4 separate regions of the Homo sapiens genome follow, and all the other regions are linked to region 2. The links are chromatin loops, found by intact Hi-C in ENCODE. Cell type or tissue: Panc1. All regions are shown on one strand.

What was found. Hi-C counts contacts between places; a loop is a spot of excess contacts. Peaks named below come from ENCODE experiments on the same cell type or tissue, not always from the same donor. Only the 100,000 strongest peaks of a DNase experiment are listed, where the experiment ranks them.
Region 1: a loop joins it to region 2, with 10 times the contacts of the local background. A loop is called at or near these places in 49 of 110 quality-filtered maps.
Region 3: a loop joins it to region 2, with 4 times the contacts of the local background. A loop is called at or near these places in 50 of 110 quality-filtered maps.
Region 4: a loop joins it to region 2, with 4 times the contacts of the local background. A loop is called at or near these places in 30 of 110 quality-filtered maps.

What each region holds. Positions count from the first base shown.
Region 1 is chr2:209,573,785-209,581,784 of GRCh38, forward strand. It overlaps MAP2 (microtubule associated protein 2), which reads left to right. Exons shown (of 16, transcript NM_001375505.1): 3 at 6,252-6,316. Among named protein-coding and RNA genes, the nearest start is that of MAP2, 150 kb to the left of the region's middle. In Panc1, CTCF peaks have their summits at 3,813 (motif pointing left) and 4,019; no DNase peak of the experiment used is centred here; H3K4me3 peaks cover 524 bases; H3K27ac peaks cover 827 bases.
Region 2 is chr2:209,330,203-209,338,202 of GRCh38, forward strand. No RefSeq gene overlaps it. Among named protein-coding and RNA genes, the nearest start is that of MAP2, 90 kb to the right of the region's middle. In Panc1, CTCF peaks have their summits at 1,288 (motif pointing left), 1,488, 4,438 (motif pointing right) and 4,742; DNase peaks (open chromatin) are centred at 1,279 and 4,449; H3K27ac peaks cover 3,011 bases.
Region 3 is chr2:209,552,568-209,560,567 of GRCh38, forward strand. All of the region lies in intron 2 of MAP2 (microtubule associated protein 2), which reads left to right. Among named protein-coding and RNA genes, the nearest start is that of MAP2, 130 kb to the left of the region's middle. In Panc1, CTCF peaks have their summits at 3,980 (motif pointing left) and 4,181; a DNase peak (open chromatin) is centred at 3,984.
Region 4 is chr2:210,191,345-210,199,344 of GRCh38, forward strand. ACADL (acyl-CoA dehydrogenase long chain) reads right to left here. Exons shown (of 11, transcript NM_001608.4): 9 at 3,867-3,994; 10 at 1,460-1,546. Among named protein-coding and RNA genes, the nearest start is that of KANSL1L, 24 kb to the left of the region's middle. In Panc1, CTCF peaks have their summits at 4,336 (motif pointing left) and 4,536; a DNase peak (open chromatin) is centred at 4,277; H3K4me3 peaks cover 270 bases.

The DNA of each region.
Region 1 (8,000 bases), 240 kb after region 2:
TACCCTCTGCCCCAAGCCTCTGGCAGCCATTAATATACTTTCCATTTTTATGGATTTGACTATCCTAGGTATTTCATATAAATGGAATTATAAAATATATGGCCTTTTGTAACCACCTTCTTTCACTGAGTATAATGGCTTTTAGGTTCATTTGTGTTGTGACATGTCAGCACTTCACTTTTTTATTGCCAAACAATATTCTATGAATATACCACATTTTTTAAAAGTTTTATTATTAATATTTTTGACTGACAAATCATAATTGTATACATTTATGGGGTACCATGTGATGTTTATTTGGTTTTTGTACAGTACAATGTTATTACCTATGATTCTCATGGTACATTCGATCTCTAGACTTGCTCATTCTACATGATGCTATTTGGTATACTCTAACCTACATCTCCTCATTCCCTGCCACTGCCAAACTGTCCCCCAGCCCTGTCACTGGTAACCACAGTTTTGTTCACTGTCTGTATCATTGAATTTTTATTATTATTGTTATTTATATCTCACAAATAAGTGAGATCATGCAATGTTTTTCTTTCTGTGTCTAATGTACTACACTTAGCATAATGTCCTCCGGGCTAATCTACATTGTGGCAAATGGCAAGATCCTGTTCTTTTTTAGAGCTGCATAGTATAGATACACACACACACACACACACACACACACAGACACAGAGATTATGGTTTCTTTATCCATTCATCCATCTACAGACACTTAGATTGTTTACATATCTTAGCTATTGTGAATAATGCTGCAATAAACATGGGAGTCATTTTGTACAACTCACGCTACCCAATCCCGCATCCATGTATAGCTTCTCTAGGTATTAGGTTGAACCATTTGAAATTGGCATTTTGTAGGTAAAAAGTAATATAATTTTATCATTTTGTATATCTAAGACTAATGTGCTGATTATGACACTTTTTGTCTTTTTTGACCAAAATATATTTTTGTGTGGACCAACTTTGTTGGAAGAGAAAATGTCATCTATAGTAAATAAGGCAAAACAGTGTTCAGTGATTTTGGATATCATGATAATTTGTAAAATACTTACACATCTGCCTATTTGATTTAGAATAACAAACTCAAGAATACTAGGGGAAAGCATAAGTATTATTTCTATTATAAATTTTTGAAAGTACAAATTTTAGTAAGTGTAGTCATATCTCTACAAAGGTCATTCCAAAATATTTTGGCCATGAGGCAGCATTAATTTGTCAAATTTTATTTTAAAAATCTAAAAATTATAATTTAGCACATTTTAATACCAAGAGAAGGCATGATTTATCAAACAAACTCTTTCTGAGCATTTAAAAGCTGATAGCCCCATGCTAGGTACTTTGCAGAATTCAAAGAGAGTAGGAGACAAGTCTCTATTTAAAATAAATTTACATCCTATAATAGAAATTATAAAACATATTGATTACAAAATATATGGCAAGGAAGGCCGGGTGCGCTGGCTCATGCATGTAATCCCAGCACTTTGGGAGGCCAAGGCGGGCGGATCACGAGGTCAGAAGATCGAGACCATCCTGGCTAACACAGTGAAACCCCGTCTCTACTAAAAATTCAGAAAACTAGCCGGGCGTGATGGCGGGTGCCTGTAGTCCCAGCTACTCGGGAGGCTGAGGCAGGAGAATGGCGTGAACCCGGGAGGTGGAGCTTGCAGTGAGCCGAGATCGCGCCACTGCACTCCAGCCTGGGCAACAGTGAGACTCCATCTCAAAAAAAAAAAAAAAAAAAAAAAAAATACATATATATGTGGCAAGGAGTCGCTTACAAATAAAAGGCAATATTTTTAAGAAAGACTGAATATATAGAATAGGGAAGACAATATGGAATACAAAAACTTCTCTTGTGTTTAGACATTCCAATTCATCCACTAGTGTGATTTTTCATATTCAGTCATTTAAAAAACATGTTTGAGTGCCAGTACGCTCCAGGCACTGTTTTAGGTGCTTTGGATACCAGTGTCCCAAACATGTAAAAATGACTGCCCTCGTGGAACTAGCGGGGTGAAGTTAGAAGTAAATAAGAAAAGTTTATGCTATGATAAGTGCTATGGAAAAAAGTAAAATGCAGCAGGGAATGAAAAGCCATGGAAAGGGCATGGTTGCAACTTTCATTATGGTAGTTAGGAAAGCCCTGGTTGGAAGATGATCTATGAGCAAAGGCTTTAAGGAGGTAAGGAAGATAAGTCTCCATTATTCATTCCTGGAGAGTTTAGGTAGTCATACACAAATACGCAGACCAATATATTTAGGGAATGAAATCAAAGTTATTTCAGAAGAGGCACAGGGGTGAATTAACTAAATTTGGGAGTATAGCTAAATCAGATTCTTAAAGATCAGGCATCTACAATGAAGCAGATATGACAGAGGGGTGGAGTCATAGTATCTCATCAAAGTGAGAAAAGGAAGTGTGAAGTTAGGTTTCTGCTAATTTATTTATTTATTTATTATTTTGAGAGACGAAGTCTTGCTCTGTCGCCCAGGCTGGAGTGCAGTGGTGCGATCTCGGCTCACTGCAACCTCCACCTCTTGGGTTCAAGAGATTCTCCTGCCTCAGCTTCCCAAGTAGCTGGGACTACAGGCATGCACCACCACACCCAGCTAATTTTTGTATTTTTTTTTTTAGTAGAGATGGGGTTTCACTATGGCCAGGCTGGTTTCAAACTCCTGACCTCAGGTGATCCACCCACCTCAGCCTCCCAAAGTGCTGAGATTACAGGCATGAACCACCATGCCTGGCCTTCTGTTAACTAATTTATTAAATGAAGTGTCTTGAAAAGGAAATCCTGTTTCCCACTTTTTTTCCATTCCCAGAACCTGTAAAGAGTCTGAAAAATATGTATGTGTGCCATCACAATTGATTGAATGGATGAATGGTGGTAATCCAAGGTCTAAAATACTGTCAGACAGAAGAAGGGTAAGGCAAGCATCAGTTTAGGCTTTTGGGCATAAATATGAAAAATCTAAAAATTCACAGAAGTATCTCAATTGTCGGTTGTCTTGTATTCTTAGAATATGACATACCTAAGGGCAGTAATTATGTTTCACATATGGTACTTACTCCATGTTGGAAACAATTGGGAAAAAAAGAAAAGAAAAAGAGTGTACCAACTCATTCTCATGTACTGAACTAGGTATCCCTAAATATTAAATGACCTCCAGAGAGTATTAAATGTTTTTGGAAGCTGTGCTATTTTTTTAGACTGACCAGGACCCTGTTATGTGCTTTCATGATAGAATATGATTCATGTTCCCAGACATAAGTCTTAGGCATCATTTTTTATGTTCAGAAGTGAACAGAAGACAATACATTAAAATAAAGCATTCACTTTGAAAAATCACCTCATTATCCAAAATCACTGAAGAAAAATAGACATTTAACAGGGAGATTATATTTAAAGGGGCATTTTTTTTTTTGCGGGTCGGGGGAAGAATTCTAACCAGTATGTAGGATTCACTAAAACCTGAAATCTCTTGTGATTATTACCTGTGGTAGTCATACATTTTCAAAATGTGATTTATTCATTTTATAGCTACATACTGGGGAGAGAGGATGATGATGGTGGCAGCAACTGTCTTTTAGACATCAAAAAAAGCAGTATGACCCTATCTATAGATGAGTTAATCCAAAAGCATTGAATCATATAAACTGAATATTGAAAGAACAGTTTGGAAAGAAAATAAAAACAGTAAAATATGAAGGTCAAAATTCTAGCCACATTTACTGAGTAGTTTAGAAAGATTTTAAGAAATTTTGCGCCCTCCAGTGGTTGTTTTGGAATGAATTATTATCATTATTATTGTAATTTTTAATTTTACCTGGGCTTTCCATTTTCCAGCTTCATTGTTTTTGGTAACCCAGGAAAGTTTAACTTGTCTATACCTAGAAGGTGCCTTGGGAGACCGACTCAATTTGATTACCCAGTTTTATGCTTGCAGAAATAATGAGGCCAGTAATGATAAGAGTGCCTAGTATGTAATGATGAAGTTCAGGCTCAACAAGATAGGTTCACAAAAGGGCAATCATGCTTGATTTATCTGATTGCCAGACTGGAAATGAAAGAAAAGCAGTGACATAATTACCCCAGATTCCTCAGACCTCAAATACAATCCAGCACAGATATTTGCAAAAGTCTTCAGAATGATTGCAATGCATTTTAAAGAGGGACATACATCACTGCTGTAGCAAATACAAGAAGGTTTAAAAAATCAAAGACAAAGGATGTTTCTGGAATCTGTATTGCTTGCAAACAGAACAAAAGAGAGCAGGGAAAGAAAGTCACTTGGTGAGAGAAGAAAGGCAGAGGATTGAATCAGGAAACGCTGCGGGTGCCTGGGTTTTGTGACCTTGGTCATATTCTTTGGGCCTCAGCTTTCTCACCTATGAAACAAAGGATGTGGACTAGGCTAAGTGGTTCCATGAAGCCAGTATTTGGATAGAGGCAAGGGGTAGCAGAATTGATCTCATACAAAAGAACTGTAGTTTGAATATTTATGAAAGCAAAATTAGCTAGTGATTAAAAAATGGGGCAGAAAGGTGGCTCAAGGAGAATGCAAATTTATCTTAATTCAAAATACAGTATAAAACTGATGGAGGCGATTCTTTCAAGAAGGAAAAAAAAAAAAAGAAACATATCATCTGTCTCTCAATTTCCTTCCCTGTAGTCTCATTCTCTCTTCTCTGCCATCATATTTTTTTTTTCTTGACTTTCTGTTTCCAGTAACCATGGTGATGCTTCTTCCCAGCAACCTTCTTCACAGCTGGCCTTTTTGGTTCTCATCGAATTTTGCTCCATTCACTGGTTCAGGTTGCTAACAATGCTGTAAAAATTAACTTATTTATTGACATTTTTCTCCTTCCCTTTTCCCCAGGAAATAAATGCAGGAAATTATTCCACACTTAACCTCCCTACACAAGGGCACTGTAAAATAGGGATATTCAACTGCTAATTTCAGTTGCTAACATGGAGGGGATACAGATTATGCCAAAGATTGAATTCTCTGCCTGGGCCCTCAGGGACTGAAAAGCCCCAGGACCAAGCTGGTTGCCACCTCCTTTTGCTTTTGTATGTAAATAGATTGCCCCCAGAAATCACATATCGGCCCTGGTTTTCTAATTCTCTGTTTTTTTTTTTTCTTTTTCTCTTGTAAGGAAAACATGGCCAAGTGCATAATTATAACTGTTAAAAGGGTATTGAATTTTCTGTAGGAAAATATACATAAATATATGCATTTCTTTAATGAAGATATTTATTTTGGAATATAAATAAGCAATATGCGATAGTTAAAAATATTGTAATTATCTGCCAATGACAAAACATCAACAAATCTCTGATGTCCTTAATGCAGATAATAAAAATTCCCATAAACTAGTATTTAGTCATGTCCAGTTTGTGTAGCTTAACTTGTTTGTAATCCTATATGCCTGAAAACTGTTTCTCTATTTAAGCGGTGTGTGTGTGTGCGTGCGTGCGTGCGTGTGTGTGTGTGTGTCTGGCATTAACACAAAGGAGACCAGATGATGACATTCATAGGCTGATAGACTCGACTCCTGGGGACACACTTGGATGGAGGCAATTAAAATGCCTGTCAGGCATTTGGTACCAGAAGCCCCTATGGCAAACCGCTAAATCGTAAGTGAGGGCTGCATCCTATTGTCAGTGAATGATGGCGGAGCTGAGTGGCTTGTCATCATTCTCGAAAATTCTGAGACTAGTGAGCTCTCTCCCTCTCTCCCACTCGCCTTATTTTCCTGTTCGCCACTGCGGGGACTTCTAATTTGCAGCTTCCCTTTCCCCGGCACACACAGACACGAGCTGGTGGCTTGCAGACTGCGTCTGTCTGGAGCTAGAGAGCCAGAGAGCCAGCCTGTGGGGATAATGCTCCCGGAGAAGGATTCTGCAGCAGTTCTCAAAGGCTAGACTTGAGTGGTATTGCTGCATATGCGCTGGTAATGGTTTGGGGCTTTTAATTTTATTTCGTTTCATTTTCAATTCGTTTTTCATAGGATGTGCTTTATGTAATCTCAGAGTAAAGATCTTTTAAAATTCATTATTGAGCTTCCTAAATATTCAAGTACTGCATTTTTTTTGTGCTACAGACCTCCAGGCATAGATTTATTATTTGAGTATAAAGAATGCATTTGCTTACTGGTGAGTTATAATTTTTGATATTTAGTTAACAAATCCATATATATATATATATATGTTTCTTTTGTTTTGTTTCGGTAGATTCTTCAGCTTGTCTCTAACCGAGGAAGCATTGATTGGGAGCTACTCATTCAGAAAATTAAAAGGTACCACATGTTTTGTTTGGATGTTTTAATGAGGGAAAATCAGGGGAGAATTGGAATGTTTTTATTTAAATTAATTTATCTATGATTGGTCTTTTATCCTTAAGCTTAAGTTGATCATTGTCTATTGCATATACCATTTTCTATGCAGATACTTCTATTATCTAAGGTTGTTTTGATTAGAGGATGACTAAAGAATTGTGTCTTTTGCCTATGTTGCAAGTTATTAACAAATATCAACATGTTTGGCTTATTTGGAGATTTTATCATTGTAATGTTTTTTTTAAAGTCCAAAATTCTCCATCTAAATGAAAATTCATTAATTTGAATTTAAGAGAAATATGCTAAGTAATGATTTTATCTGAACAAATCCTGCTAAGTGATTTATTAAAATGGTTAAATGAAATGCCTTGCCCTTCCCAGGTAGAATGGGTGCTAGAGACGAAAGCCCAGGAATGACTCAGTATTGTTGGCTTTACAAATAAAATATTGTAACTTCTTTATTGACATTTCAGTCTTTAAAATGGACATATTTAAAGGCCGAGGTTGTTAGTTCTTAAAAGAAGTTATTTTACATTTGCTTTATTTGGAATTGACAGCATAAGAAAGTAATCCTTCATCTTGCCATGAATGCACTTGAATCCACTTGATCCTGGGCCTCATGCCTTACATGAAAAACATTAATTTTGAAATTCAGCATCAGGATATATATTGATTTGAGATGGCAATTATGGATATTACCTTTTCTTTAAGACCGTCTTTAACTTTAATACCTGTTAATATCAATAAAACCTATATTTGTAATTTGCCTTTAAAAAATGGAAGACATTTTCTGCCCTGCTGAGAAGAAAATCAGTAATACCTTTTAAGCCTTTCCTTGGGATCTATGTATAATATTTCCTCTCAAGACTGTCAGTCCGAAGCATTTTACACAATAAATTTAATTTTTGAAAAATATACCTGAAAATAATGTCCAACTACTGACACTGAAATATTATAAGTATGTGAGTGTACACCTGTGAGTGTGAATATTTGTAGCAGGTGAAGGAGAGTAATACATTGTCCTTTGTTAATATCTGCAATGTATAATCATGAGAACCTTAATTTATTCATTCCACAAGCACTTCTTAAGAGCCTTGCTGCTGTGGGTAATTATTGTGAGAGAGAGAGGGAAGGGGTAGATGACACTGTCCTCAGCCTTCTAGAGTGTAGGCAGCATCACATAAAGATTTTTGAACAGGAGAATGAATTCGTTAAAATAAATTAGTGTGGTCTGAGAAAGGAAATTGCATTATTTCAGATATTGAACAAAAGCTAATACTAGTCTTGAGACACATAAAATTATATTGCACTTCTTCTTCAGAAATTACTCAGTGGAATCGTGTATGAAATCCCCCAAACAGGATTATTTCACCTAGATATTGTAAAACTCTTGAGACCATTCTCTCTTTTTAGATTTCACTCAAAGTAAGTGAAAATATTTATGTTTGGTGGAAAAAAAATCTATTTGGTATTTGCCCATCTGATTAAATCCAGAGAGCATATATTTCACATGAAGATCTATTTCCTAATCTTCAGACTCATTCAGCAACTCATTATATTAATTTTGAACTTTAGGATATGTGTATGAATTGGAAAAGGGTGAAATTATTTAACTGCTAAAAAATGACTCCAATGCGTTGTCAAT
Region 2 (8,000 bases):
GCCTCTATTGACTTAAGTGATCTAAAGGTTTTCATTATTAGGTTAAAGGGTATAGATTACACCAAATTCAAATGCTTTAAGCAAATATTAGCTATCAGGTATCCTTAAAATCAATTGTCATTAGGTAAGAAATAAAGAATCACATCAGATAAGATATTCATTGTAGACTAACTTGTGCAATTTTAGAAAATTAATTTATTCTGCTTTGGTTTGATTTGTAAAATAACAGAGAGACTTCTAGCCCTAAAGTTTACTGGTCCTATGATGATGGGCATTATGTTTCCTTTAAAAGTTTCTCTTTACATCAACTCTTGATTAAACATTATGTAGCTCATACTATTTAATCATTATTTTATTTGTTTAGTCCTACTCCCATGAGAACCCATTAAAATGATGGTAAATACATTTTAAAGGAATAAATTACCATAAAAATGAGAATGAATGGGAAACACCGGGAGAATACCAATCAAGCACATTAGAAGACCTTGACAATGAGATTTAAAAATGGTCTCAGGATAAAATAGGACAATCCACTTGTACCTAATGCTAGGAATATTTTCCATCTAATGGCACAGATATGTGTCATTGCCTTGGTAGAAAAGGTAATGCAACCATGGCACATGACTCTTCTTTGAAATAAGCAGTATTTTTATACTCATAGTGATATAAACTCAGGCTTTGGTTTTTAATTATTAGGTTAAAATTATAAGCAAAATCTGCAGTACTTAATTATCATAAAATAGAATACAAATTTTTCTCAACTTTGAAAAAACTGACAGAAATGAGAGCATAGTGAGGGTAAGACGAGATGATGAAGGGAAGGGGAACATTAGTATTCTCATTATATAAGTGAGAAGTAAAGAATTAGAGGTTTTGCATGTTTGGAGTTGCAGAAGTGATCAGCTAAGACATAGAGAGTGGTGATAACTGAGTAATAGATGGAGAAGCTGAAATTTAAATAAATTTAAGGTTGATATAGTTTTAAAAGTGTCGTAGGTATAGTCCTTAGAGCTATCAGAACAACCACAAAGAAACCTAACATTGATTTTTGCTTTGCTTTGGTTTGATTTTTTAAAATAATGAATCTGGTGTGGGAAAGAGGCAGGACACAGAGTTTTATATTTGATAAAACTGTAATTCAAATATGTATGTGAACCATGTCTTTTTGTCTTTTAAGTACCATATCTTAGATAGATGTTTAGTTGGATTCAGCTTTAAAAAATCACTGTATTTCCATCTTATCTCCAGACCTAAATAGACATCATAACCCAGGTTACCACTGCCATCAAGTGGTGCCTTAGTGGCATTAAGTTGTAGAAAACCTTAAGTAACCAAAACAATCAAATCTATTTGAATGAAGAGAAATACTGTAACTTGCCTTCAGTTTGAATGGTGCCCGAATTACAATATCTAGAAATCTAAGAATAACACTTACCCAAGAGCCTAAAACCATAGGACTTGCTCATGCTAAATGATCCTATTTTGTTCAGATTAACTTTGTTAACATAGAAAGCTGAATGTGAGAAATAATGATCTGATTAATATTAATCCTAATGGTAATATCTTGATTTAAATAATACTTTTTGTTTTTACAAATTTTCAAAGTTGAACAGTTAAACATATATATCCTGGAACCAGATTGCCCCACATGGATGGCTTCAAAACTTACAAAATGTATAATCTTTGGCAATTTATTAAAATTCTCTGTAGCTCAGTTTCCTTCTTTGGAAAATTGAAAAAAATACTACTCCTTACCTTGAATTATTATTGTAAAAGTCCATAAGTTAACATATGTGAAGAGCTTAGAACCATGCCCAGGAAAAGTGTCAGGTGTTTTTATATGAATCTCTAATTTAGCCTTTAAAAAAAATTTTTTGGGGGGGTTTATTTAAAGTGTGTTTTTTTTTATTTTTTAAATTATTATTATACTTTAAGTTTTAGGGTACATGTGCACAATGTGCAGGTTAGTTACATATGTATACATGTGCCATGCTGTTGTGCTGCACCCATTAACTTGTCATTTAGCATTAGGTATATCTCCTAATGCCATCCCTCCCCCCTCCCCCCACCCCACAACAGTCCCCAGAGTGTGATGTTCCCCTTCCTGTGTCCATGTCTTCTCATTGTTCAATTCCCATCTATGAGTGAGAACATGTGGTGTTTGGTTTTTTGTCCTTGCAATAGTTTACTGAGAATGATGATTTCCAATTTCATCCATATCCCTACAAAGGACATGAACTCATCATTTTTTATGGCTGCATAGTATTCCATGGTGTATATGTGCCACATTTTCTTAATCCAGTCTATCATTGTTGGACATTTGGGTTGGTTCCAAGTCTTTGCTATTGTGAATAGTGCCACAATAAACATACGTGTGCATGTGTCTTTATAGCAGCATGATTTATAGTCCTTTGGGTATATACCCAGTAATGGGATGGCTGGGTCAAATGGTATTTCTAGTTCTAGATCCCTGAGGAATCGCCACACTGACTTCCACAATGGTTGAACTAGTTTACAGTCCCACCAACAGTGTCAAAGTGTTCCTATTTCTCCACATCCTCTCCAGCACCTGTTGTTTCCTGACTTTTTAATGATTGCCATTCTAACTGGTGTGAGATGGTATCTCATTGTGGTTTTGATTTGCATTTCTCTGATGGCCAGTGATGATGAGCATTTTTTCATGTGTCTTTTGGCTGCATAAATGTCTTCTTTTGAGAAGTGTCTGTTCATATCCTTCGCCCACTTTTTGATGGGGTTGTTTGTTTTCTTCTTGTAAATTTGTTTGAGTTCATTGTAGATTCTGGATATTAGCCCTTTGTCAGATGAGTAGGTTGCGAAAATTTTCACAGAATTGGAAAAAACTACTTTAAAGTTCATATGGAACCAAAAAAGAGCCCGCATCGCCAAGTCAATCCTAAGCCAAAAGAACAAAGCTGGAGGCATCACGCTACCTGACTTCAAACTATACTACAAGGCTACAGTAACCAAAACAGCATGGTACTGGTACCAAAACAGAGATATAGATCAATGGAACAGAACAGAGCCCTCAGAAATAACGCCGCCTATCTACAACTATCTGATCTTTGACAAACCTGAGAAAAACAAGCAATGGGGAAAGGATTCCCTATTTAATAAATGGTGCTGGGAAAACTGGCTAGCCATATGTAGAAAGCTGAAACTGGATCCCTTCCTCACACCTTATACAAAAATTAATTCAAGATGGATTAAAGACTTAAACGTTAGACCTAAAACCATAAAAACTCTAGAAGAAAACCTAGGCATTACCATTCAGGACATAGGCATGGGCAAGGACTTCATGTCTAAAACACCAAAAGCAATGGCAACAAAAGCCAAAATTGACAAATGGGATCTAATTAAACTAAAGAGCTTCTGCACGCAAAAGAAACTACCGTCAGAGTGAACAGGCAACCTACAAAATGGGAGAAAAATTTTTTTTAAAAAACAAGTGAAGTTAGGACACTATGACTCTTCACTATTACTTATCATGTAAAAGATGAGAAAACAGAACTACAGATTGTCTCTTTACCATGGTAAAGTTAGGAGCTCCAAACTAATCTGTGTTACAAAATGTAAAAAACCAATAAAGGATTACTCTAAACAAAGACTGAAAACTTAGATTTCTGATGTAGAAAAATAATACATAATAATGACCACAAATGCGTTTTCCCTAATTACACTTGAAATATGCTTATATTTTGTGTTTTTTTCTATTTTGTACACATGATATATTTAATGAGGTATTTTAAATGAGGACTGAGTAAGCCCTTCCTCTGTGTTGCCTACGTTTTTCACACCCCCAACCATTCCACCCTCACCCTAGCTTGTTTTGTTCTCACATAAAACTTTAAAATTTGATTAAGTAAAAATAATTGCTTTCAGATGACCTATTATGTTCCATAAGCTTTACATAGTTTATTTCATTTGATCTTTACAATAAAACTTGTACTACTGCCATCTCCACTTCTGTCTCCCCATACTTTTTTAAAGAAATAATCATCTTGATGTAACTGAATAACTTAAGACATTGATATATGAGTGTTGCATTACAATTATATAACAACTATATAAAAAATTTAAATAAGCAACTGAAAGGCATAAATAAAACATACTCTTTGGTATTTTCAATTGTTCCTGTGACTGCTACCATATGAATAACCACTCTAGGCTGCTGAAGAATGAGACACGTCATCACCATCATCCCAGCTAACACCTATCCAACTGCTAGACACATGAATGAGGCTATTTAGGTGATTTTTACTCAATATTTCTATTATTTATGCCAATAAGAGTGACAGTACCCTGTAAAGAAGCTACTATGCAATGGGACCCAGAGTTCTTTTAGCGCTAAAACGACATTTTAACAGGTGAAACCTAAAGCTGTATAGCATCTATTTGACCTGTAGAGGGCACCAGCGGCCCAGACAGCAGAATTAATTGCATTTCATTCGGTTTAGACTTGGAAATAAAAACTCTCCTTGCCCTGCACACTCGCTGTGGATTGTCGATGCCAGTGAAAGCCAGCATTAACACTCCCCTGGAGATTTCAGCATGCCATCTCATGGCTGAGTTTCAGATGGGGCCTCAAATTCATATAATTTAGTTCTATTAAAAGCTTTGCAAATTATTAAGATTATTTTTTATCTTAATAAAAGATAAACAGTTTTTAGAAAATTAGGATACAATCCAAATTCTAAAAATTATTAAATCATTTGTAGTGTCATAATAGAAAAACACTCAGAATAGTGAAGCTTCATTATTCAGTCTAGCAAAAAACCTGTTCACCTGAATTAGCAAAAAAGTTCCAATTTTTCTGTAAATACATTTCTTCCTAATTAAGTTAATATCCCTTGATTCATTCAAGTTATTTCCTTAAAAAGGTATATTAAGTTTAAAAGCAAAACAGACCAAATGCATGGCCTTTGCTATCAAACCCCCCTAGCCCAAATCTCACCTCTGTCACTAGTTAGCTGGGTGTCAGAGGTCACTTCTCTTAGCCTCAGTTCCTTTATCTGTAAATAAGAAAAATAAAAATACTTGCTTTATATTATTGTGAAAATTAAATTAGACAATGTGTAAAAATGCTTAGCACAATGTAAGTGCATACAGTCTTGGCAAACAATGATTCCATTACTGAATAGGTACTATTAAGTTGTTATTAGCTTATTAATAGTTTTTGTATAGTGCTTGCTGCAAGGAAAATAATTTCTCTGACATGTCAATACACTAATATTTAAATTAATGTATACAGTTTCTAGGAAATCCTCAGCCACATTTACTTTTGTCTTGGAGATTCACTTTTAGTCAAAGAAGAAAATATTCTTAGGGCTAGTGAAGAGGGTAGCTACTAAAACACGCATTTTCAAACATATTTTTAGATATTAAATAGAAATTTGTTCCCTTGAAATTTTGGAAGCTTAATTCTTGCAATGTTATAAGTAATTAGGTGGCTATAAAGATAATTCATTAATTGAATATAAACAGCTTAATTTTTGTCTGAATTAGGCAAAAGTATGAATTGCAAAACTTTTATCAAGTTTGAAGAAATCTATTATTAAAATAAGAATATGGAACAAGAGGCATTTAGGCTTGAGTTCAAAGTAATAATCATGAAATGAGAAAAAGAAAGATATCCTATAATCACAAATGAAGATAAATCATACCTGTCAATAGTATTTATACATCAAGTTACAGATCATTAAAATAATAAAAGAAAACTGCAAGAAATATGAGTGGAAATAGATAGGGACACAATTAATCCTCACATGTGTAGGGATAAAATTAATCCTCAGATGTGTAGAATCCTCACATCTATAAGCTCAGACACGGAAGTATACAAAAAATACAGACTATAAATAAAAAATAACTAAGTAGGTCTTAGAGAGATACATCCAAATCAATACCTTGAAAATTAACTGGCCTATTTATTGAACATTCACTGCAAAATAAATTGCTAATAAATGTCAAAAAGTAATTTTATGTTCATTATTATTGTTGTTGATAATAGTAACAATACTATAACCTAGAAATAAAATTTGCAGTTAACATATAAGACCTACATAAAAGAAAAATTTAAAAACAATTGAATGGCTTGAAGAAAACATATACTTTGAAATTTTCAGTTGTCTCTGTCAGCACTATGCTGTGAAAAGCTCAGGCTAGAGCTTTTCTGGAGAATGAAGACATAGCATCACCTTCACCCAGCTAACATCTAGTCAATGATAAAGCTATAGATTATGAAGCTATTCTTGACAATCCAGGCCTAGATGAGCTGCCAGCTGACCACAGAATTACCGTGCAGCTGACCCAAGAAAATAATAAATATTTGCTGTTGTAAGCCACTGAGATTTTGGCCAGGTTATTATACCACAAATTATGATACTTCCTCTTAGGCAAGAGCCAAGACAAGCTCAAGCTGGCTTTCTCTTGACATGGCCCACAACAGGTACAGTAGAGGAGAAAATTACACAATTTTGCCTTGTTCCATTGAGAGTGTAGGATGGTTCTGAGGCAACAGCAGCCTCTTTCTTATCATCTCCAGAAAGCCAGCCCAGGCCTTGCCTTCTGAGTTTCTCAGGCATGAGTTACTCAAACATGGTGGTAGTAAGGATAATAGATTAAGCTCACCAGCTCGGCTTCCTCCAAACCCTTTCTCTTGTCAGAAAGAAAAAGAAAGCATCTTGACTTTTGCTGTCAGGAAGAATCATAGAATACCAATACTCTACCCACAAATCCTCTTTGGATTTCCAATCATTTTTTCTTAGCTTATCCAAGATCTGTTTAGATATTAGAGGTAGATGGTCAGCCAATGATGGAAACGAATATTCTGCTACCTTCTCTTTTAAGTCTCACATCTCACTATGGACTGTGCATCTACCATTTTGATGCCTTGGAGAAAATTGAGTCTAAAGAAATTTCACTGCAATGTCTTTTTATCCTGAATTTATAGAATCTTTGCATGAGGCAGTCCTTTTGCAATTTGGTTTGAAAGGCAGATGCTTTACATGGATGTTATGTAATGTTGTGTTATTTATTCTTCCTACTTTAATCTAGTATTGCCTCTAATATTCGTCTTTTCAAGGTCCCAAGAACCTCCATACTACTAAATCCACTTTGCCTTTCTTTCTTTCTTTTTCTTTCTTTCTTTCTCTTTCTTTCTTTCTTCTTTCTTTCTTTCCCTTTCTTTCTTTCCTTCCTTCCTTCCTTCTTCTTTCTTTTTTCTTTCTTTTTTTTTGGCAAAGTGTCGCTGTGTTGCCCAGGCTGGAGTGTAGTGGCATGATCTCGGCTCACTGAAACCTCCGCCTCCTGGGTTCAAGCGATTCTCCTGCCTCAGCCTCCCAAGTAGTTGGAACTACAGGCAACAGGCACCCGCCATCACTCCCTGCTAATATTTGTATTTTTAGTAGAGAGGGGTTTTCACTATGTTGGCCAGGCTGGTCTTGAACTCCTGACCTCGTGATCCGCCTTCGTCAGCCTCCCAAAGTGCTGAGATTACAGGCATGAGCCACCACACCTGGCCCCACTTTGCCATTTTTAATCCTCTTGTTAGTGGACATCTCAGGAGCATTGTACATGATAGAAACATTTTTTGTACTTGGTTTCCAGAGCACGATATGATCCTGGTTTTCCTCCTATCTTATAAGCTGATTTTGCTCATTTTTTTTTTTGGTTCAATTTACCTTGTCTTCTGGATCTCTAATTAACTTTAATGTCTAAGTGATCTCAACCAGCAACATGACTTAAATACCATCTATACACTAAAGAGTCTCAAATGTATGTCCTGCTCTGTCTTTTCCCCCTGGTTTGCATATTCAGTTGCCTACTTGACATCTCCACTTGGCTGTCTCATAGTCATTTTAGATATAATATGTCAAATACAACCTGATCCACTCCTGTAAACCTATTCTTCACTTTTTCTTCCACATCTTAGTAAACAATACTGCCATTCACACAGTTGCTCACGCCAAACTTTTGACATCATC
Region 3 (8,000 bases), 220 kb after region 2:
AGAAATACTTACTGGCCGGGTGGAGTGGCTCATGCCTGTAATCCCAGCACTTTGGGAGGCCGAGGCGGGTGGATCACGAGGTCAGGAGTTTGAGACCAGTCTGGCCAACATAGTGAAACCCCATCTCTACTAAAAATACAAAAATTAGCCGGGCGTTGTGGCACGCACCTGTAGTCCCAGCTACTTGGGAGGCTGAGGCAGGAGTATCGCTTGATCCCGGGAGGCAGGGGTTGTGCTGAGCCAAGATCGCGCCACTGCACTCCAGCTTGGGCAACAGAGCATGACTCTGTCTCAAAAAGAAAAGAAAAAAGAAAAATACTTAGTTTGAAAATCAATTAAAATTGAAATTAATTTAGCTGGGAAAAATATTAAGACTATAACAAACACTGTTTGACAGCACTGCACTGTCACAAAACAGAGTTAAAACATTAAAAAGAATGTTTTGTTGTTGTTTTTTTTTTTGAGACGGAGTCTCACTCTGTCGCCCAGGCTGGAGTGCAGTGGCACGATCTCGGCTCACTGCAAGCTCTGCCTCCCGGGTTCATGCCATTCTCCTGCCTCAGCCTCCGGAGTAGCTCGGACTACAGGCACCCACCACCACGCCCGGCTAATTTTTTGTATATTTAGTAGAGATGGGGTTTCACCCTGTTGGCCAGGATGGTCTCGATCTCTTGACCTCGTGGTCCACCAGCCTCGGCCTCCCAAAGTGCTGGGATTACAGGTGTGAGCCACCGCGCCCAGCCTAAAAAGGATGTATTTTTAAGAGGCAGTATGGTACAGCGAGAAGAGCCCTGTACCGTACATCATTAAAAGAGATCCTGGTGTTGCCTGGTTCATAAACCAGATGCTTGTGTTTATGAATGTATGTATGGAAATTTAAAAATTCCTGGGCTCATCACCTTTACAAGAACATATAAGATAACATACAGGAAAGTGCTTGGTAAACAATACATTGATTTCCTGATGTAAATGACTGCTCTGATTATTGTTGCTGTTATTAATAGCACCAATTAATAGTAGTGCTAGACTTAATAAATGATAGTAGTTATTGGCATAACTTCTCAGTTGAAGTCCAAAAAGTGATTTCAAGTAATTTAAACTATTTTTATGCCTCTATTTATCTTATTTTTGGGCTATCCCTTCTACACTTATTTAATTTGTCCTCATCCCTAAGTGGCGTATTTGAGAATGTTATCATTGCCTAAATAAATGTATTACATTGAAAAGAAGAAGCATCTCTTAATTTCTTGATAGTTAGTGGTATGCTGGTAAAGTGGCTGTCAAGGAGAGTGGGGAAAGATGTAAAATGCCCTAATTTGTAGAGTTAGCGGATTTCTGTATGTAAATACTACTCCTGTGGCCAGTTTCAAGCTGTCCTCGTGATGTCACTGACCACAGAGTTGAGAAAAGAAGCTCACAACTGACTCGAGAGTGGGTGGGAGCTGGGTCCAGCATATACACCGTGGACAAGGGATCCAATGGGTGTGTTCAAGATACCTGTTTCACAGTGTAAACTACTGAGAATGAAGGCATGACAGAAATATACAGTTCTATCTCAGGAGATGACCTTTTAGCTCTTTGACTCTCATCTTAATACTTGCTTCTGCTTTTTAATAAAGCATTGAAATTCAGTCTTTTGGGTATTCAAATCTAAACTCTCCCCACCAGATCCTGGCTTGGCTCAGCCTGTAACCCTTGGCAGCTAGGTGGTCTCCAGAAGAAATCCCCTGTTTATTCTGCCTGCTCCAAATTTAGCCCACTACTCTGGCCACAGCGTCCTATATTCTAGGACTGGTCTTCTCCACTCTCTTCTACCCGAGGGTGTAGGATTCAGACAGATGTAAGCATGGTACCATTGTGAGTTAAGATGGATGCTGCCACAGTAGGCTGCTGTGAAGAATGCAGACTGGAGAATGAAAGTCTAATAGGTTGGTTTGGGGTCGGGTGCAGTGGCTTATGCCTGTAATCCTAGTACTTTGGGAGGCAGAGGCTGATGGATTGTTTGAGCATAGGAGTTTAAGACCAGCCTGGACAACGTGGTGAAGCGTTGTCTCTACAAAAATACAAAGCTACTCAGGTGGCTGAGGTGGGAGGACTGATAGAGCCTGGGATGTTGAGGCTGCAGTGAGCTGTGCCTGAATTATTCCACTGCACACCAGCCTAGGCAACAGAGACTGTCTCAAAAAAAAATTAAAATTAAAAAATAAAATAAAAGCTCGTTTTGGGACTAAAATTTTAGATTCATTTCGGTAGCAGGTAAACTGTTACCACAGAATTTAAATACACAGTAACTATCTGATAAATATTATATATATATAATTTATATATGCATTAAATATAATATATACACATTTTATGTATCTATCATATATAAATATATATATTATTTTTATATATATATATAATTTACTTTCTGCCTTGTTTCAGAAGGGATTTAAAGTGTCAGAATTTTAGGGGAGGCATCGAATGGGCAAATATAATCATAAATCCTGGTTCTTGGGGCTTCCAACTTCATGTCTGGAAAATAACAGATGATTCATACAGAAGATAGCAAAAGGGTGCCCAGTGCCCGTCATAATCCTATCCTTCATTTTATAATCCTAGGTCTGATTTTTGGTTTATTTGTTTGTTTTGTATGTTTGCTTCTATTTACTGCCTAGAATTCAACTATGGAGGTTTATTTGGTAGAATTTATCTGCTAAACAAGGATTTATTACACTTAAAAAATGCACATATTCTGAGAAAGCTAAGATGCCAGCGAATATTCACTCAGTTCAGTTATTTTTAAAAAATTTTCCACATTCCCGGTGGAATCTGCTATAGGGGAAGCTGTTTTAATGGAGGCCGAGAGTTGGACAATTTTGTGTTATGGAGAATTCTGGGAAGAAGGAAAGACCCGGATGGGACTGTTTATTAAGGCTTATGACTGGACTGGAGATAAGGTAAATTAGCATTGAGAACATACAGAACCACAGGCAAAGTTCTAGTTTTTTAGTAATAAAGGGGCTTATCTATACATTTTCAATATGAAGGAGTCAAAATTGAAATTCAGCTTTATTTCTTTACTTCACAACTCAAGTTTATTTCTTTTATTTATCCATTCAGCATTTGTTAAATTGTTGGATTGTGCCAGGCATAGAGGTACCAAAAAGCATTTTTAGCTCAGATTTGTAGTATCATTCAAACATATCAAAAGTCTAGCCAGGAAAACCAAGCGATATTTAATATTTGTCTTTATAAACTGGAGAATGCCAATATTCTACTCCCATCCTTCAAGGATGAATTACAAAATCTAGTCACATTCTCAGCATCTGCAGTTTGTAACAGGCCTGGCATCCAGAAAGACAGCCTAGTGGTTGTGTTCTAACTATCCTTTTAATGGTATTAGTTCTGGAAAAGCTGGATTTTCTGCTTGAAAAGAAATTGAAAAGAGAAAATCATTTTCAGGCATTCTTTCTTTTTTTTTTTTCTTTTCTTTTTTTTTTTTTTTTAGAGGCAGCCTCTTGCTCTGTTGCCCAGGCTGGAGTGCAGTGCACCATCATAGTTTACTGCAGCCTCCAACTCCCGGGCTCAAGTGATCCTCCTACCTCAGCCTCCCAAGTAGCTGGGACTATAGGCACATACCACCATGCCCAGCTAATTTTTTAAATATTTCTTGTAGAGACAGGGTCTTGCCACGTTGTCCAAGCTGGTATTGAACTCCTGAACTCAAGCGATCGTCCTGCCTTGGCCTCCCAAAGTGCAGGGATTGTAGGCGCGAGCCACTGCATCCCGCCCCAGGCCTTCTTTCTTTTGAAGATTTGTGGTTCTACCATTTATTTGCTCCGTTGCCTTAGACAAGTTATTTCATTTTCTGTACCTCAGTTTCATTATCTCTGAAGTGGAGACAATACTAGGATCTGCATCCTAAATCTGTAAGTATTACGTGAACCTTGTAAAGTTCTTAGCAGTGTCTGGCACATAGTAAGTGCTACAACTCTGCCCTCTACTGCTTAGAGAGAAATGTGAGGCCTAAACATGGGTGCCAGATTTCAACCTGAAACACCTCCACCCTTGCATACACGCACACATACTGGCAACATAATCTGGCCTATTAAAAAAAAAAAAAAAAAAAGGATTACACAGTGAAAGAAACAACCAAAATGGAAGGAAATATCTTAACTAGAGGTAATCTGACATAAAACCATTGTAGCTGACAATGGCATATTAAACCCAAAAATGTTCTAACCTACGTTGTAAAAAAATTTAAACTACATATATAAAATTATGTCTTTACTGCTGAGATTCTTTTTTAATTATTAAGCAATGCAAAACAAAACAAAATAAGAATATTCAAGTATAATGCTTATCATTCTCCTAATGGAAATACAGAGTTAAGTGCTATATATTAAATATGTATTATTATAATTATACATTATTTGGGTGAATTAAGTTGACATCTACCAGATAAGGAAATATATTTTGAATATCTATGTTAACAGAAGATACTGTCCTTTCTTTTGAACTGTTTAAAATAATTTAACATAGTTAAGTAATACTCAGTAGGCTCTGGAAAATCTGTGATCTCACATTCACTGTTAATTCAAAATACACTGAATAAAATACTATTCAGGTTCATCTGAATCTTGGACTTACGGTTTCTAATTCTGAGACCAGACAACAGACTTGTGGCACCATCTTGTTCTCTCACATAATGGGAGCATTTTGGCTGTACTGAGAAGACTAAACTTTAGTCCAGTATGTGAGTCTCATGACAAATTGTTGTTTCCGTTACCTGTCTGGTAAGAAGAGAAGACTCCTGTCCAATTCTTCAAGAATGGTATGGAGGTAGACAGCAGGAAAAAAATGTGGTTTTTTTTCCCTGTTTAAGCTGCTACATTCCAACTTGGTTATGGAGTGTAAGCATGCACATTCACACCAGAGTGAATCGTGTGGAGGCTCTTGTCCAGTAGAGCCACTATCCAACTCCAGCATCAGGCATCACTGGAAGACTCATCAAGGCATTCTTCCAAGTGGGTTTACAAGTACCAGAATAGTCTGTAAAATGAGTCCTTGGCATCCTGAAATGGCCCTGGATCCCAGGGGCTCTGAAGAGTGAGAATGAGCCAGGTTGTCTTTAGCTTAGATTAGGTCCTGTTTTACTAGGCAGCTAAAGGTAACAGGTTGAAGTGATGCAGGGAGGAAAGATGAGAGAGCCTTTAATGGCTCAAGTCCATGAGCAGTGTGGGAGTGGAAAAAGCACAGGATGTGCACTGAGGGAGTTAGAATTCGGCTTATCCTCCTCTGTACTCTCATGGTGCCTTATGAAAAACTCATCGCAGAGCTGAGCACATTGAACTCTAAACAGTTTTATGTGCCTTTCTCCACCACTGTATCATGAGCTATTTGGAACACACACAATATTTTCTTCTCCAAACTTTTAATTTTGAATAATTTTAAAGCTACAGAACAATTGAAAGAATAGTACAATGAATATCTGTGTGTACTTCACTAGATTCACTAATTGTTAACATGATGACAATGTTATCTTTCTCATCTCTTCAGGAAGATATATATGTATATACCATGTGCATACACACATTCATATATCTACATAAACACACACACATATTCTTATTTTATTTCTTTCTTTATTTTTTTGAGGTAGGTCTTGCTCTGTCACCCAGGCTGGAGTGCAGTGGCGTGATCTTGGCTCACTGCAACATCTGCCTCCTGGGTTCAAGCAATTCTCCTGCCTCAGCCTCCCAAGTAGTTGGGATTACAGGCACGCACCACCAAGCCCAGCTAATTTTTGTAGTTTTAGTAGAGACAGGGTTTCGCCATGTCGGCCAGGCTGGTCTTGAACTCTTGACCTCAGGTGATCTGCCTGCCTCAGCCTCCCAGCGTGCTGGGATTACAGGTGTGAGCCACCACGCCCGGCCACACATTCATTTTTCTTCTGAACTGTTTGCAAGACACTTCACCTCTAAACACTTCGTCTTGTATCTTTAAAGACCCAGACATTCTCATTACTACAATACTGTTATCAGAGCCAAGAAATTTAACACTCATTCAATAATATTATCTAGTATGTAACCTGTATTCAAATTCCTTCATTTGTCCCCAAAATGTTCTTTTTCTAATAATAATAATAATAATCCAAGAATAAGCAAGGTTACCATGTTTCTTTAGTCTCCTTTAATCTAGTAACCAGCACCTGCTTTTTTAAAATTTTGTGACGTTAATGTTTCTGGAAATACCAGGCCAGTTGTCTTGAAGACTGTCTCCCATCGTGGAAGTTCTTATTTGCTTACTGATCATTAGGTTCAGAGTATATATTTTTTGGGGAAATAACCAAATAGATGATATTGGACACTTTTTATCAATTTACTTGTAAAAGTACCTCTCTGCCTCTGTAATGAAGAAGGAATCTGTAGGGGATACTTCAAGGCCATGGGAATATCCTGTTTCCCCACATTCTTTCACCCAGCAGTTTCAGCATACATCAGTGATTCTTACCTGAGTCTGTTACTATATTGGAGGATGAAATGGTGATTTTTTGTTTTTAAAGTTTATCATTCTTTCTGCCCTTACTAACTGGCATTCTTCTCTAAAGAAGACTTTTCCCCCAACTCCTCTCCTTTTCTAAAGCTTCTCCTTCTCTCTCCCCGCCGACGCCTCCTTCCCTCCCTCCCTCTGTTAGAGTATCTCTATAGCCTCATGGATTTTCCTTCAGTAAATGTCTTATAATCTAATACCATCATTATTATATTTGGTGCCCAAATTATTTCAAATTTGGCCATTCCACTGGGCGTGGTGGCTCACACCTGTAATCCCAGCACTTTGGGAGGCCGAGGCAGGCAGATCACTTTAGGTCAGGAGTTCAAGACCAGCCTGGCCAACATGGTGAAACTCCATCTCTGCCAAAAATACAAAAAAAAAAAAAAAAAAAAAAAAAGCCGGGTGTGGTGAAGCATGCCTGTAATCCCAGCTACTCAGGAGGCTGAGGCAGAAGAATCGCTTAAACGCGGGAGGCAGAGGTTGTAGTGAGCCAAGATCATGCCACTGCACTCCAGCCTGGATGATAGAGAAAGACTCTGTCTCAAAAAAATAAAGAGAAAAACCAAATTTGGCCACTGGGAGCCCCACCAAGACAGTAGTGGTGTCCTTTCATCAAGTCTCATTAGTCAGTCCTTCAACACTTCTCTGCTTTCTGGTGCAACAAGATGTCCAGAGACTCTTTGTATTTTCCCTGTGCCAGTCCTGGAGTCAGCCACATTTTTTTTTCAAGGACTTCTTGTTCCTTTTAGTGGTAAATGGCATTTATAAACCAAGACTGGGGTGTCATTGCTTCTAGGACAAAATGAAGTAATTGCTTTGAGAGTACTTGGTGAAATATAAAATGCTATATTATCATGACTATGATTAGTGCTATGAAACAAGTATTCAGCTTACTTGGAACAATGCCAAATAGGAGCACCAATATAAATCTGTGTGCAGGGAATAAGTAGGAGGTAGGATATATGTGAGGGTGAAGGAAATAAATAAGCTAGCTTGGTTAGATACAACATGAGTCCTTGTCTTCTGACTCTGAGACTAAACAGAACAGATGAAAGGCTATGGATTGCATTCTCACCTGTTCCCTGTGCTGCTTTGTTATTTAATACTTCAGATAGGAAAGCATATTTTATTTTGTGATACATTGAAATCTTTTCAAAAAAATGAAACATTTATGTGAAGAATGATAAAACATACATTTGTGATTTCTTGTGTTTTTACTTTTCTTACATTTATTTAGTAGGTCTGAAAGAACAGTGTAATTTAGGGAATATAAGATTTTTTAAAATTGCAAACATATAACTTCTTTTATTTTCCCAGTGGATGCAGTACCTATGTCACATTTAAGGAACTGGTGTGGTGACAACTTTGAGATTCTTTTTTTTTTTTTTTTGAGATAGGGTGTCATTCTGTTGCCCAGGGTGGAGTGCAGTGGTGTGCTCATGGCCCTCTGCAGGCTTGAC
Region 4 (8,000 bases), 860 kb after region 2:
CTCAAACTGAAACCAGAGATTTCAAATAAGCCATCAATCTACATTGTTTGCTTGGTACCAACTTGAAGGAGTTGACTCCGAGAAAACAGAGACCAAGGCTTATGCCACGCTCTAATCTTAAGCCATTTAGATGATTGCCTTCTCCCCACCTAATAGGCCTTTCTTAAATGTGAACTAAACCACACAAACATTGAGCCACTACATAGCTTCTGTTCTTAATGTAATTTTAGTAAAATATTTTTTCTAAGGACTATAAGCATATTAAATGTTTCCAATTATACTTACCAAAAAGATAAATTTGAAATCATTAGGCTGCCAGTTTGAATGTAGGTTTCATAATTTTTCCCTTTAGATACTTTATATTAAGATAATCTTAAAACATTTTTAGAAGCCTATAGCATTCTTACTCTCAGATTCAGAACAAACTGAACTTTTCTGTATAAATAAAAAATTTCCTTGGGAAAATTTTCTAAACCAAAATCATTGCTAAATAATCAGAAAAATATATTTTCTAGGGTGATGAGGAAAAAAAGCTATGGGGAGACTTCTGAGGCAAAAGACTGTTAGGAGAAAAGGAAATTCTGGAGATTGAGGAAGAAATATGAATGGGGACACTGCCTATTTACAAATTAGTACTGCTTCAAACTGATAAGAATATTCATATATGATAAAAAGATATATTTGATTTCTTTCAATTTGAAGGAAATAAATCTATTTAGAAAGAAGATTTTTAATTTTTTTAGAACAAAACAAATAATCAGATATTTAAGATATGTGACAACTTAGATCCTTTTCATATGCCAGTTAATTTTTCTGTATTGCTTTTTTTTTTTTTTGGTTTTAAAAAAAAAGTAGTATTTGGCCGGATGCAGTGGCTCACGCCTGTAATCCCAGTACTTTGGGATGCCAAGGCAGGCAGATCACTTGAGGCCAGGGGTTTGAGACCAGCCTGGCCAACATGGCAAAACCACACCTCTACTAAAAATACAAAAAAATTAGCCAGGTGTCATGGCACGCACCTGTTAATTCCAGCTACTCTGGAGACTGAGGCACAAGAATTATTTGAACCTGGAAGGTGGAGGTTGCAGTGAACCCAGATCATGCCACTGTACTCCAACCTGGGTGACAGAGCGAGACTGTCTCAAAATAAAATAAAAAATAAAAAAATTAAAAAATTTTTGAAAATACTATTTGTCCTTCTACATAAGGATTCAAATAAAGCCAAGGATCAAGCTTTTGTTTATTGGTCTCTTTACTTTATTTAAGAAAAATAAAATCCTAGTAGGGAGTTGATAAAAAAAAAGCTGTTTCCATTTGCTTGAATACATTTTGTCTGTATTCAGCTGAAAAATTCAAAAGATTGCACACCTCCTTTCCCTCTACATTTGATGTACAAAGTAAAGAAATTTTCCTTTTTCTTCACATCATAAAGAAGAGTGTATCAGAAAACTATACTTACTTTGCAATTGGGTACTCCCACATGTATCCCCAACCTCCATGGAGCTGTACACAGTCGTAAGCTACACTATTTTGTAACTCAGATGCCCTAAATGACCAAAATAAAAGGCAGAAAAGAAATGTTTGAAATGGATTTTCATGAGGTGCTTCAAAACCAGAAAACTAATTATTTACAATTGTTTAAATGTGCACATTTATTAAGCAATTAGAACGGCATATTAGCTAAGCAAAGAAGATAAAAATTACATATGAAATATATTTCAAGAGAATTTTCATATAAGAGTACCTTTTTCATTAATTATATTTCTTGCTAGGTTTTTGTTAGGCTAGAAACAAAAGGTAGAAAACTCAGATGATTAGATTTTGGCTATTTGAGGCTAGAAAAACATGCAGTAAAGACTTGAATATGTTCTAATTTATTTGGATTCTCTATATGATCTAAATTACTCAGCCACCTAGTTCTTTTTGCCCTTGTAATATGCATTTTTTCTCCAATGATGTCACTTTCTACTTGAAGATCACGATTCTGAATTTCAGTATAAAAAAGCAATTTTTTAGGGTTCTGACTTTTCAGAAATAAATTGAAGATAAAAGTGAAAACCTAAGAGGGCAGACTAACAAAGTATATGCTATCATATAGGAAACATTAGAAAATTATATAGAGATTATTATTCCTGAAGTGTATGTATTAGTATTATATATAATGTTTGTATACATAAACATGCAGTGCTTGAGAAAAATTCTTTTCTGATAATATCACAATTCTATCATTAAAATTCATGATAGAGATTTTATTCACCTTAACATAAAAATACATTAGTTCAAAATTCTTTTCTACTTATTTTTCTTTTCTTTCTTTCTTTTTGTTTGTGAGTCTGTTTTAGTGATGGAGTCTCACCCACTCTAGGGCCTAGGTTGGGATACAGTGGCACAATCATAGCTCATTACAGTCTTGAACTCCAGGGCTCAAAGGATCCTCTCACCTCAGCTTCTCAAGTAGGAGTTACTACAGTGGCAAGCTACAGCACCCCACTACTTATTTTTCAATAGTGGGAAGCATAAAGCAAAAATAAGGGTAGATACTTCTTTTTATTTAAAATAATTTAAAACTCAGACCATACGACAGGTGAGGATATTTCTAAGCAATATATTAACAATATAATTATTAATAGACAAGACTTTGGGGACAATAATATTTGGATTTCTCTAATTTTTTATATTTGGCAAGTATTTTAGTGAAATATTTACTGGGCTATAACTAGTTGCCTCCTGTGTTTCAGTGTGAAATATGAGCATGTGTATAAACCTGAGGTTTTCAAATAACAAGGTCAATGGCTATCCAAACTTCTCTTTTTCCAAAAATATGTAAATTTTTTTTACACTTTTTGCCACTAGTCAAAGAACTTCTTGTAAATGTAAATATAAAAAGTCTCCTCAAAAGTGCAAGTTTCTGAAAAGTAATTCCACATTATTTTTCAACCTGGCAATTTTGTTATTATGGGATCATTATATAAAGCACAAAATATTTCCCCTGTTCTACCTGTGATTGAACTGAACACAAGTTAATGAATAATGACAGGAATTTATTCTAAGTTACTCTTGGGCTAATGATATGGGAGAATGTTTGTTTTTAAAAAGAGGAAACCAAATCTACTTCCAGAATCTGATTTAGACTGTATATTCTAAAATCTTAAAATATACAAAAGTCTGACATACAGGGATGTTTTTTCATTCAACTCATCTTTAACACCATTGCTAATAATCTTTAATTCAAATCGAAGTCTTTCTAAACTTAATAGGATTTTTATTCTCCTTTCACTTAATAGAGCCTGTGAAACTTTGATTGGACAGCCAGTTCTTCCTGAATTTTTTCTTAAAATTGGAAAGCACCTTAAATAGAAAAATCCTGTCCAACTTAGTCATTTCACAGATAACAAAAACATTTTCCTGGATGGAATTAAGTTTAATTATAGTTATTTAATAAAAGAATTTGGACTCTATCTCAAGACTCCTAAGTTTTACTGTTCCCTTTCAGCCTCACTATACTGCCACTCTTCAGATAATTTGAAATTAAACTATTACTTGAATGAATGAATCAGTCATCCTATCAATATCACTCTTCATTTTCCCACTCTTAATATTTTATTTTCAATAGCAAGTTAAGAATTAAATACTAACTTTGCTTGCCTATTAGGATAAAAAAATTAAATACCAACTTGAAACATTTTTAGCACATTATACATATGCTTAATGGAACTTTTTAGCATTTTTTTTTAAAGTGGAGTCTCACTTTTATTTTTCATTTCACAGATTTCTTCCTTTAAGACCCTCAAGGCTGAGCTTAAAATTGGCAGAATTCCATATCAGTCTGAGCACACACCGCACTCTAATTACTGTAGCATGCATACCAATATTTCGCCATGCAAGCAGTGGCGGAGTCCAAACGTTTCGCTTCATGCAGCTGGAGACAGTTGTCCACAAATGCTCGGGTTACACATATATGTGTTTTTAATTCTGCTAATTTATGTTGCACTGTCTTGAATTTAAAGGAAATAAAAGAAAAAAGTGAGCATGGTAGAAATATAAACTTCAACCCACTTAACATATCAGAAATTATACAATAAAAGATCTTTAGGGCAAACAAAAGTGGAATTGTTGGTTTTTTCCTCCATAAAAATGGCATTTGTTACCAAATCAGCTTAAATTTAAAACTCACTATATTTCAGTGCTAAGGAAATTTGTACTAAAAGATGCAAAAATAGTTTAAAACATAAACAATGTCTTGTTTCAGATTGTAAAATTTAGACGAGGCAAAATTCTTGAAAAACAGCATGACTTTAATGTGTGAGCACCATCTTGTGGTACAGTTATTTAGGTACAGCCGTTGAAAACACCTGTTGCTTTTTCCTCCAGAGATTAAATCCTTGAAGATTTTTTTCTTTATTAATGAAATTAAGTATACAGATTTTGCTACTCTGCTTCTAACATCTGGAGGGACAAGGGGTTTCTATATATGTTCATAAACATCAAAATATAAGGTATTATTTAATATTGCACAGTATTTAATCTAGATCTGTAGAAAGCAATAGAATAAAATCAGAGTACTAAAGAGATCAAAATCCAGTACCCTCATCCTCTTTCATCCCTTCACATTATCCCTTCTGATATGGTTTGGCTCTGTCCCTACCCAAATCTTATCTTGAATTGTAGCTCCCATAATCCCCACATGTTGTGGGAGGGACGTGGTGGGAGATAATTGAATCATGGGGGTGGGTTTGTCCCATGATGTTCTTGTGATAGTGAGTAAGTCTCATGAGATCTGATGGTTTTATAAAGAGTGGTTCCCCTGCACACGCTGTTTTGCCTGCTACCATGTAAGATGTGCTGTTGTTCCTCCTTCACCTTCCGCCATGATTATGAGGCCTCCCCAGCCATGTGGAACTGTGAGTCCATTAAACCTCTTTTTTTTTTTTTAATAAATTACCCAGTCTCAGGTATTTCTTCATAGCAGTATGAAAATGGATGAATACACCTCCCGTACCTCTCAATAGCTTGTTTAGCAGTCTCTAGCTTGGACTGAATGGTCTGGGATTATCAATGTTAATATAGCTATGTACCTACCTCCTCCTACTGGCCATGGACAACCCATTAGCATTTTTGGAAATCATTCTATTTAGACCATTCTCAATTGTTGCTGACTGTCCTTGCTTCAATCAAGCTTTATTTCATTCCTGACTCTAGGCTCTCACACTCTGAACTTGGAGTGTATATCTGTTCTCTTTGGCACTGACTCTTGAGCCTCCCTCAGGAAATTGGCTTGAACTTGAAATACTGGGTTCCCACTTTGGGTAGCTCCAAAAGTATACTCCATTCTAGTTGATTTCTTAGGTCCAAGGCCCAGATATGGTCAGCTGGCCTATCTTCTTTGTGAAAATTCAGATAGAAACAGTTCTGATCATTCTGCTGTGAAATGAGTAAGAACTTCACTGTGGCTAATAGCATATACATGGAAAGTTACAGGCAAAGGTGGTGCAGTGAAACTCAAACTAGAAATTAAACACATCCCACCTAGGTACTACCAAGTCCAAAGCCACAGCTGTGTTCTCAAAGGAGGGTGGTGGGACACATTCTCAGAAGATACATGGTCTGCTTTTAATGCTGGCTACAGCAATTCTCAAGTTATAAAACTGATTCTTTCACTGTCATTGTTGGTTGGGACAGTTTTGATACTTACCATTTCTGGAAAAGAGTAGAATGGGAGTGTAAAAAGACCCAGGACCAAGCAAGACCAGGGTGTATCAGGTGGAGTAAAGCTCTGAGGGGCAGATTCCTTACAGGTATATCAACATAACTACTGTGCTGATGAAAACTCCAACTGACTGTCTTTCCCCTGGTTTTATTTCACCCTGTTCTAGAAACAGAGAATGTAACTGGCATCGAATGATTCCAAAACTAAGCAATGAGAAGGTTGGCACCCCACTCCTTCCATCTCTGTATTCTGGCCTCTAGTTCTGAACATGCTGGGTCACATCAAAACTTTCTTCCCCGCTTATTGTTTCCCTTAATTTTTTCTATCTCCATTTCTATTCATCATATATTTAATTAGGTCAAATATCTACCCTTTAATCAGCACAAAGTTTCCCACTCCCAACCCACACATTGAAGTTTACTCTTAGACAATATAAAGATGGAACAAAAAAAGAAAAAAATAGGCAAATAATCTATATATCGAAAACAGATGAGTATTCCATGAAAATCCCTGAAGATGGTTTCTAAGCCTACTCCTAGTTTAGTTCAATGACACTATGTATGACACTTTATTTGGAAAATAAGGGTGGATCCAACAAGTCTCAAGATATTTTTTTGCCTACATGATGCCACATTTGGGAATTTATGCACTGTCTTTACAATATGAAAGAGTAAAGATATCTAAGCCTGATTCTCTCATACAAGAGTCATTCCTTTGTAAATGCTGGAAACTTCTAGAAGCTGAAGTAAAACTTCAAACCAGAATGGAATGATTTAGAATTCTTGCATCAGTGCATTCAGTGAAGTCCAGAGGTCTGAGAGAATAATGTCTCCAAGAGTACATAATTTACTCTCTGAGGATAAAAAGATTAAATATTTACATATTCTTGCCATTGGGTTGAGCGTTACTAAACAGATTTGGTCTTTGCTTTTCACTGCAGACACTGCATTATGCTTTCTGAAATCATCCTCTAATCAAAGGCAACTAAAAATTAGACCACACATTACTAGTCAAGTGCTCTTAGTGAATGATCGACAAGGTCATAGCAGTATTTTTAAGTCATTTATATTTGTTAATAAATAATACTGCAGCTAGCATTAAAAATTATTCTGAAGTTACTAAGTGGGCTGGATGGAGTCTTTTTCAGAGTTCTGAATGACAGAATTCTTAGAATTATGGAAATGGAGAACACCTTGGAGAGGTTATCTAGCCCAGTATTCATTTAAACAACAGCATCAGTTGCTCTCACATATTATGGTTAAAATATAAAATGAAACACACTAGGTTTGCTATTTGATAGTTAATTAGTCCCATGCTCAAGGTCTTAAAAACTGGATATTCCCATTTTAGACACATGTCAAGAAGAAGTATTATTTTTTTCCTCTCTATTCCTCTCCCTAATTCTTTATGCCCTTAGAATTAAGAACACATACCACACAGGAAATGACTAACCAAGAGCTCTCATTAGATTAGAAAAAACATTCCATTTTCACTTCGTTGCCCACTGAGTGAAGGAAATAGGAAAAGAAAAAAGGCCCATCTGCTTTGCACTTCTGGGCAGTAATAACAGTATATAGGTAAAGAGTGTAGGTTCTGGAATTAGAATATATGTGTAATTTGGGGCAAGTTACTTAACCTCTCTATACCTTAATTTCCTTAACTGTAAAATAAAAATAATTAAAATACTTATATAGATTTGTGAAGAAAAAGAATGAGACCATTCACTTAGCAGTGTCTGGCAGATAGGGAGCAGTCAAGCAATAATATCCATTATTATTTAACATCTGGATTTTACTGTTTTATTGTCTATTCCGCAAAAAACCATAAGATCGACATAAACTATGGAGAGCATAGATTTTAAAAATCCTAATAATTATTGCTACATCCATACGTAGGTTTCTATTCTAAAAAGAAAATAAATTTTGTGACATGCATTTCAACTGGTCAGAAAGCCCCAAAATGTCCAAAATTCAAGGATAACAAAGAGAATGGAAACTGAATAGTTATATAGTTATAAAATGACATGTGGCCAAGTATATTGTAACATTTAAAGCTCTTCTATTTCAATTGAATAACTAGATCCATAGTGTACCCAGCTCTTGAATACAAGGTATAGGTATGTACAGTATCGGTTATTCATCATCTCTGAATATACTCCTAGCTTGAAATATGAAAATATTATTCAAATATATTTATTTAGATAAAATAGGAAGATCAGAAGACATATCTCAGAAATCTCAGAACATATAAACTTACTTGGAAAACAATACTACTAGCTATCAATAATGTGACC